Regions from separate parts of the Homo sapiens genome. Here region 1 is linked to region 2. Evidence: read pairs that join two places in POLR2A ChIA-PET (ENCODE). Cell type or tissue: GM12878. All regions are shown on one strand. Links, peaks and the distances in the headings refer to the core of each region. The heading gives the core; the rest is flanking DNA.

Region 1 (4,393 bases), core at 95-4,094, 130 kb after region 2:
CTATTTCTTATATTTTAATTCTTTAGAGATTGTTTCATTTAGTGCCTTGAACATATTTATATTTGTAATAGCTAAAGTCTTTGTCTAGTAAGTGCAACATTTGGGCTGCCTCAGGTACAGTTTCAATTAATTGCTTTTTTCCCCTATGCATAGGCCATATTTTCCTCTTTCTTTGTGTGCCTCATAATTTTTTATTGAAAACCAAACATTTAAAATAATACAAGGTAGCAACTCTGGAAATCAGAATCCCCCAACATCCTGCTGAATTTATTGTTGTTGTTTACTTAGTGATTTTCCTGGACTAATTCTATAAAGTCTGTATATTTGGTCGTGTGCAACCACTAAATTCTCTGTTTGATTTGCTTCCTGGTCAGCTAATGATTAGACAGAGATTTCCTTAAATGCTTTAAACCAATACATTTCCCAGCCTTTGCTGGAGGACTCTGTATCTGTTGGAGCATGCCTTCAACAATCTGGTGGGAAGCTTAAAGTTCTGTCCACTGTCACTTTCTACCTGCACAGAGCCTCCAGGTCAGCTGGTTTGGTGAAAGAGTAGCACCTTCTCAGGTCTTTCTTGGGCATGCACAGAGCCATAGACACACATGTGATTTTCTAGATTGTCAAGAATATGTTAGAGCTTTTCAAAGTCCCTGATGGACAGCACATTCACCTGTTCTTCTTTTTCCTTTTTCTAGTCAGCCTCTTGGTAGCACCAACTGGTATCACCACTTCAGGTAGTTGAAAGATAAGTTCAAAAGTGACTTTGAAAAGGCAGAGAAATTTGAGAAGGTGAGAAAACAGATGCAAACCCACCTAGGGACGCAAAAGTCACAGGTCTGGTGAAAAGCAAGGTACCCGATCCAAAAACCCAAAGTAGGGAGCATCATTAAAGCAAAAGTAAGCAATAAGAAGTATCTAATGTCATTCATAGGGCAGAATTCATTTGTGAAACAATAAGTGAATGAAATATTGTCAGAAAACAGAAAGAATGAAAAAATTGTAACAATACTGCTTAAATGAGAAGAATCCCTGCAAAGTCTTAACTTCCGTAGTTTTAGTAGTGAGGCACGCTAATTTAGTCCCAGCTCTGTCACTAAAAGGCTGTGTGATCCTGGGTGCATGTGAGCTGCTGTCCCTCTCTGATCTGGAGTTTTTTAAGGAAGCAATGTTTCCTAAATCTTAGTTATTTGCATACAACCTTCCTGATTTAAAAAACCTGTATCTACGTATCACTTATTCAAATTAATTTTTTAAAAATCAATTCCCTTTATAAAGTTAAATACCATCATAATATCTGTGAAATTATGAGTTTAAATGTTACTTTTTTCCTAATACTCATTAGAATAAACCTCAAATTACTAAAATGCAAAATGCATGCTCCTCCATATACCTCCTCTGATATGATTTGGCGGTGTCTCCACTCAAATCTTATCTTGAATTCTAATACCCATAATCCCTACGTGTCAAGGGAGGGACCCAGTGGGAGGTGATTGGATCATGGAGGCAGTTTCCTCAATGCTGTTCTCATGATAGTGAGTGAGTTCTCGTGAGATCTGATGGTTTTATAAGTGTCTGGCATTTCCCTTGCTTGCACTTCTCTCTCCTGCTGCCATGGGAAGAAGGTCCTTGATTCCTCTTTGCCTTCCACCATGATTCTAAGTTTCCTGAGGCCCCCTCAGCCACATGGAACTGAGTCAATTAAACCTCTTTTCTTTATAAATTACCTAGTCTCGGATATGTCTTTATAGCAGTGCAAAAATGAACTAATATATCCTTCCTCATTTTGGGAAACATTGGATTGGATGCCTAAGGTTCTTTGCACTTCTGGGATTCTGTGGATGAGTTTTTCCTGTGCCTTCTACTCAAGTTGGAAGGTTACCTCTTAGTACATGTCAGTGAGCATGTAGTAATCTGGAGTTCAGAATAGACTGGTTTGAGATTACAGCATGTTGGCCACAGTCATTGAGTGACTGATCCATGGTGAAGTGAAAAAGTAAAAACCCCCCAGAGCTGAGATCTGGTACAGAAAGTCCCATAGCTTCACACAGTATATGACATACATTAATAATTCCACACACTCCTAGAGGTAAATTGGTTCTGAAAGAACACAACACAATAGACTTTAATTACTTTAAAGTTTAAAAAACCCACTTAGCTTTGTTTCAGTGCTTACTATGCCAGGGCACTGTATTAAACATACTATAAACATTTACTCATTACAATCACCCTGCTTGGTAGGTATTATTATTCCAGTTTTACAGATGAGGAAACCAAGGCTAAGAGCAAATAAATGACTATTCGGTCCCCTCATAACATCCTAATGAGTTGCCATAGGCACTTTACCTGATTCCTGAAGTCAACCCCACTGTGCAGGGATGACTTGCAGAGGAAGCTCATTATACAAACAGAAATCTGTCTTTTCTTTTGAGACGCAGTCTCGCTCTGTTGCCCAGGCTGGAGTGCAGTGGCGTGTTCTCAGCTCACTGCAACCTTCACCTCCCAGTTCAAGTGATTCTCCTGCCTCAGCCTCCCACGCAGCTGGGACTACAGGCTGCGCCGCCACACCCAACTAATTTTTGTTTTTTTAGTAGAGACGGGGTTTCACCATGTTGGCCAGGCTAGTCTCAAACTCCTGACCTCAAGTGATTTGTTCCCCTCGGCCTCCCAAAGTGCTGGGATTGCAGGTGTGAGCCCCCACGCTGGGCCCAGAAATTTGTCTTCTAATGTTTAATCAGTGACACTAGTTTTATTCTTTGGGGCCACAGAATACAGATGAGGTAAAATGATCCCTCATTTAGTTCACCTGATTTACAGATGAGAAAATGGAGTGCAACCTGGGGTTTCATTAATGAGATCAGCTTCCAGAAGAAGAGATAACTATTTTATCTTTCCTCTCTAGACCAGTATCCCCAGTGGTACTGGAGGAGGCTTGTTCCAGGAGCCTGGGGTGGAGAATGCAAAGATGGCAGTCACGCCCTATTGTATTCTTCTGTAACTGCCTTGATGGTCCGAGGTTTCTGAAGTTGCTCCAAATTGCTCTCTCTCATTAGCCACACATTAAGAAGGACACAACACTTTAAGATGGATACCAGTGAACTAGTCAGGATCCAGAGGAGGGCAGCCTGCTGGTGGTCTAATGTCCAGCTGAACAGCTAAAGAGAAAGGGTAATTCAGTCTAAGGGACAGAAGATGAAGAGATGGCGCTTTCAAATATCTGAGCAGCTGTCAGTATAAATGAGGGAGATGGCTTGTTCTGCCTCGTTTCAGTGGCTGGAGACAGCACTTAAGGGTAAAAATTGCCAGGAGGTAGGATGTTTGGGCCCCTAACTAGCTGTGTGACCTTTAGTAAATCATTTAACTGAATAGGTACTGCCATGATAGATGGGAGTATGACCTCGGAGACCTATGAAGTTTCCTTATAATCATAAGTTGCTGTGATCTTGTTTAAGTCTTGCCCCAAGTTACACAGCTTGTGGCAGAATGAGGACTAGAATACATCTCTCCTAACCCCAAATCCAGCACTCTCTCCATGCCATATACCATACATTTTACAAATTATCTAGCACTCTCTCCATGCCATATACCATACATTTTACAAATTATCTAGCACATTGTTTAAAAACCATCTCAGATATAATTATTCATTAATTACTATGAATTTCTCTTTTGTAGGAGCCACACCTTAAAAAGGAAACGTGTCTACAAACATATCATTCTGTAAAGCAAATAATTTGCATGTAAGTGGACTTTACTGGAGTGCATGTAATCTCAATAGATGATGTTTCTCCCATGTTCAAAGCAATGAAAAGTGAGGGAGAAAAGTGGGATACAGCAGAAATCTTTCCTTGCTTGTTTCTGGTTATCAAGACTTGCCAGGAAACAAAAGGGGATGTCTTGTCCAAAGATTGCAACTCCGCAAAATTTGCTTAATTCCCTTTTCACTAAAGGAGCAAGCTGATGCTCCATGGTTCTGGGTAGCTCAGAACGAGCTTTGTTTAAAGAGGCTCACCAGGTCCATGGACTGTCACCTAAAGAAGGATCTGCAAGTTAGGGTCCATTCCAAACCGTGTCTATATGCGCTCTGATGGGGGCTCTGTTTGAATTGTAGGAATAAGCTTTAGGTTAGTTTAAGCTTTAGGTTAAACTAACCTGCTAAGATTTCCTTAAGCACCCTGGAGCAGTGTTATAGTCCATATATTCTTATGCTCTCTATATTTTTGAAGACCGCTATTCTATTAACTTAGGCAGTTCTGTTCCTTAGGACAAGGAAAACAGCATTTTTCCTCAGCCGACATGTACCAAGTGCCCATCTATATGAGGAACTAAATGTTAAAAGTTCCAACTCTTGATAGATTAATTCTCCCAGATACCTGGGAAGTGAGAGCATACCTAA
Region 2 (4,393 bases), core at 255-4,254:
CCAGGTTTCACAAGCAGGAGAGAAAGCTGAGGCTGGCCAGCTACAAGCTAGAGCCCCACAGCCCAGCCAGATGGTAGCACCCAGCCTGGCTCTCCTTGTCTATCCTACAGTCGGCAGCTCCCTTGCCATCAGGCTCTTCCCAGCTTGCAGCTGCTCCCAGACACTGTCTCCTGGGGAAACAGCTGCTGCTTCCCCTTCCTGAATGGAGCTGCTCATGCTTTCCACCAGCCTGCTACTGGTCCAGTCCTGTGGGGAGACACACGCACGCACACACACGTATATGCACACCCACGCGAGCATCCATAGCTGCATGTCATCCCGGAGTTCTCTCTCTTCCTTCTTTCTCCCTCCAACCACCCTCACCCCAAGCAATGGCCCCAGCTGGTCAGCCACCAGCCCCTGCCAGCCTCTCTCTCCCATCCCCAGCACCCTACTTTCAAAACCTAAGACTTTGTGTTTCACGGGGCTGTCCCTAGGAAGAGGACCCAGGTTGACCTAACTAACACGAACGCCCCGTCCCCATGATGGTGGGTGGGAGGTGGGGGAGGGGATGGTAACTCTGCAGACTGCAGTTGATTTGCTGCTCCTGAGAGGACCCAAAACTTTTTCTTAAAGGGAAAAATGCAGAAAGGCCCCAATTCCTGATTGGCTATCAGCTGGACTCTGGAATGCCTCCATTACCGTATATGCTCACATATGAGATGCTGCAGCAAAAGAAAAGTATCCTATTTTCCAAGCCAAGGTGGAGTAAAAATAGAAAAATAGCACATTTATTTCCCCATGAAGGTCCTGTCTCTCTTCCCAGTCTCCACCCCCACAAGCATGACGACTGCCCTAGGAATCGTGATTTTGCAGGGGCCCTATCTTGGCTGGAAAGGAAAACTGAAATATACAATTGACAAGAAGGAGGACTTCTCTGATGATTTTCCTTGAGGCTCATCATTTAAACACACTACTATTTTTCCCGGGGCTTCTCATAGGCAAGGATATACGGTATTTCGCGTGAGGAATGTGCTATTCACAATCTCCCACCTTTCTGGATAGCGGAAGGGATTAAAATGATCTTATAGCTAATCGATTCTCAGGTCCCTGGAGCACCCCTCCCCCACAACCTCCGTGCCCCCAACCAGAAACCTTCCTGCATCCTCTCGGCCTTTCCAGCCAACCTCACATTCTTCCACCCCCACCCCTGGCCAGGAGGGCCAAACAGAGGAGCAGGGAAAGGGGGCAGGGAAGGAAGGAAGTTTGTGAGTGTCTGAATGTGTGCTCTGGTTACATTCCAAAGGCAAACAAAGTAAAATAGAAAACATTAAAGTTAGCTCACCATTGTTTTGTATTATCCATGCCCCGCAAATCTTCATTCATGTAGATAGCAACCAGTGAACAACATTCTCATCACAGAAGGTCAGAAATGGAGGGCCTCGGAGACTGTCATTATCTGCCCTGTTCATTTTACAGCAGACAGCTCTAAGAATCAGAGAGGCTGGGTAACCTGACTAAGGTCACACAGCCAGTTCCTAGCGCCTCCAGGGCTAGAACTTAGTTCTCCTGAGGTTTAGGCCAGGGCTCTGCTCTTTCCACATTCCATACTTGTTTTATTTGTTTTGTTTTGTTTTGTTTTTGAGAGAGAGTCTTGCTCTGTCGCCCAGGCTGGAGTACAGTGGCGCGATCTCGGCTCACTGCAAGCTCCTCCTCCCAGGTTCACGCCATTCTCCTGCCTCAGCCTCCCGAGTAGCTGTGGCTACGGGTGCCCACCACCACGCCCTGCTAATTTTTTTGTATTTTTAGTAGAGATGGGGTTTCACCACGTTAGCCAGGATAGTCTCGATCTCCTGACCTCGTGATCTACCTGCCTCGGCCTCCCAAAGCGCTGGGATTACAGGCGTGAGCCACCTGCCCGGCCCACATTCCATACTTGTTTTTTATTCACATACAAAAGTGCTTCTTGGTTGCCTCTGCCTTCAGTCAGCCTCGTGGTCTAAACCAGTTGATAGGGTAACAACATGGGGACCTTTGATGTTTGGGCTGCCCTTCATGACAGGAAAAAGGAACTACTAATTGCCCCGGTCTAGGTGCAGACTGAGCCACGTGCTGGGCCCTTTGAGGACGTGGGCGGCAGAAGTCTCACAATGACACTTGGTTGCACAAACCCAGAGCAATTGAGGGGAACTGAAATTTGATCTTTTTCCTTCTTTCTTTCTTTTTTTCTCCAACAATGTATGAAAGAGCCAGTGAAAACCCCAGCCAGACACACTGAATCATTGAGAAACACAGAAGCGGGAGGCGCCCATCCCTTCTTGGTGATGGGGGAGCTGGAGGGCAATGACTTCATCAGCTGTTGTTGCTGTCACAGTCCCAGTGTCGTGAGGCGTTCCCTGTTCACCTCTGTGTATCCACAGTTATGTGAATGGTTGTGTGCATGAATTTGTGGACAGGGGGCTTGGGCCTGTTTCTGTGTATGCGTGTGTGTGTGTGTGTGCGTGGTGTGTGTGTGTGTTCTTTCAAACACACTCACTTCCTCTTCTGCCGCTCACTGCCATAATGCTCCAAGAACCCAGCACAAGGTTTCCATTAGTGAAGCACATTTTTGTGCTATGGATGTTGAACCAGCGGGGAAAGAAAGCAGACTGTTGTCTGTGATGGATGGGTTTTCTAGAGAACTTCCCAGGGTGGTCCTTAAGGGGGCTGGGACGGAGGCATGCCGGACGCACAGCCTCAAAACATTCCCTTGTTTGGGTTTGACATGTGTGCTGGGGGTCTGTCTGCTCTGCCGCTGGGCCCTGCAATTCCATTCATCCCTGGGCCCTCCTTTCTGCCTCGATCCTTCCCTTCCCCCCAACATCCCTCACTTCCAGTTTACCTGAGTTCAGAAATCCCTTTTTCTCTTTCTAGAATAAAAAGTAGTTTGTCCCGTGTGCTTGCTTTTGGTTGTGTATATGGCTGCCCCTAAGAGGAAGGGAAGGTTGGGGGACCGGAGCTGATGTGATGTCACCCGTTACTCCTTCATGTGAACAGTCTCTGTGTATCTCTTCAGAGTGCTGAGCTTCTCACAGACGTTATAAGAATGATTTTCCAGGATCATCACCCTATGGGCGAATAGAGACAAGGAGAGATGAGGTGGATGACCCAGAAGCAACATCTCCCACAATGCCTGGAATACAATTAGCATGTGTCGGATAAATGACTAATAAAAATAACTAGGATTCTATGGAAACTGAGTTTATAAATCACTTTCCCTCTGCTCAGTTAGCCCCACTGTTTTAAAGCAGAAGGAAATAAGCCTCCAGGAGCTTGAGTGATTTGTCACGTGACCATTAAGTGGCAGAGTGGGGAAGCAAATCCAGTTCCCAGACTTGAGGTTCCCCCAAGATGTTTACATCTTATCACCGTGTTAGGGGAGCCTGGAACCACTATCCGAAGAAGGGCCACTGCCCTCAAGGTGCTTTCAACCCAGCTGGGGAGACAGAAGCTGCAGAGGAAATAATACAGAACAATTCAGGGAAATATCATACAGAAACACTTTGGGGACTCCAAAGGCCCCGGGAAGACAGGACTGCATTGGGGACCATTATCCCAGTTCAATGAGGAGAAAATGGAAGGGCCATAAAGAAATGGAGCAGTTCACCCAAGGTCAAATCACTGAGAACAAAGGCAAGTTAATGAAAGCCTTAATCCAGTTGAAGGGTTTTCAAAGAGCTTTTAGGAACAGGTGGGTGGCAGACTAGAGGCTCAGACCTCCCAGGAAGGGCATATCGCCCAGTCCCCCACCCACAGTCTTTTCTTCACTTCAACATAGGAAAGTTCTTTCCATCACTGGAGCAGAATATCCCAGAGTAAGTTGCGCGATATACTGTTAACTCAAAAAGTTTGATGAGGCCAGGCGCAGGGGCTCACACCTGTAATCCCAGCACTTTTGGAGGCTGAGGCAGGAGGATTGCTTGAGTCCAGTTCAAGACCAGCTTGAGCAACGTAGTGGGACCCCATCTCTACCAAAAAAAATTAAAAAATTAGCCTGTGGTCCCAGCTACTCAGAAGGCTGAGGCAGGTGGATTGCTTGAGAACGGGAAGTCGAGGCTGCAGTGAGCTGTGATCACATCACTGTGCTCCAGCCTGGGTGACAGAGTGAGACCCTATCTCAAAAAAAAAAAAAAAAAAAGCTATAAGGTAAAGCAAGTTTCAGAGTTACCTCATACTATCCAAGTCTTAGGAATGGACATATTAACAGCTCTGAGAAATCCTGCAGACAAAACCAAAAGTAAACAAAAAAATACCCAAAATAGGAAACTCCTCCCACGACCAAAAAAATAATAATAATAAGGAAAAAAACTTTATTTAACCCAATGTTATTTTTCCAGGGCACTCTTTTTTCCCCATCCTAAGGAATGCCTATTAA

The links. Peaks named below come from ENCODE experiments on the same cell type or tissue, not always from the same donor. Only the 100,000 strongest peaks of a DNase experiment are listed, where the experiment ranks them.
Region 1: POLR2A ChIA-PET joins it to region 2 with 5 read pairs; 12 of 35 experiments call an interaction of 5 or more read pairs at or near these places.

Annotation. Positions count from the first base shown.
Region 1 is chr12:4,259,865-4,264,257 of GRCh38, forward strand. All of the region lies in intron 1 of CCND2-AS1 (CCND2 antisense RNA 1), which reads right to left. Among named protein-coding and RNA genes, the nearest start is that of CCND2, 12 kb to the right of the region's middle. In GM12878, for the core only: no CTCF peak of the experiment used is centred there; DNase peaks (open chromatin) are centred at 1,967 and 2,387; H3K27ac peaks cover 1,664 bases.
Region 2 is chr12:4,133,938-4,138,330 of GRCh38, forward strand. No RefSeq gene overlaps it. Among named protein-coding and RNA genes, the nearest start is that of LINC03141, 120 kb to the left of the region's middle. RefSeq lists an enhancer at 794-1,399. In GM12878, for the core only: no CTCF peak of the experiment used is centred there; a DNase peak (open chromatin) is centred at 2,144; H3K4me3 peaks cover 543 bases; H3K27ac peaks cover 2,047 bases.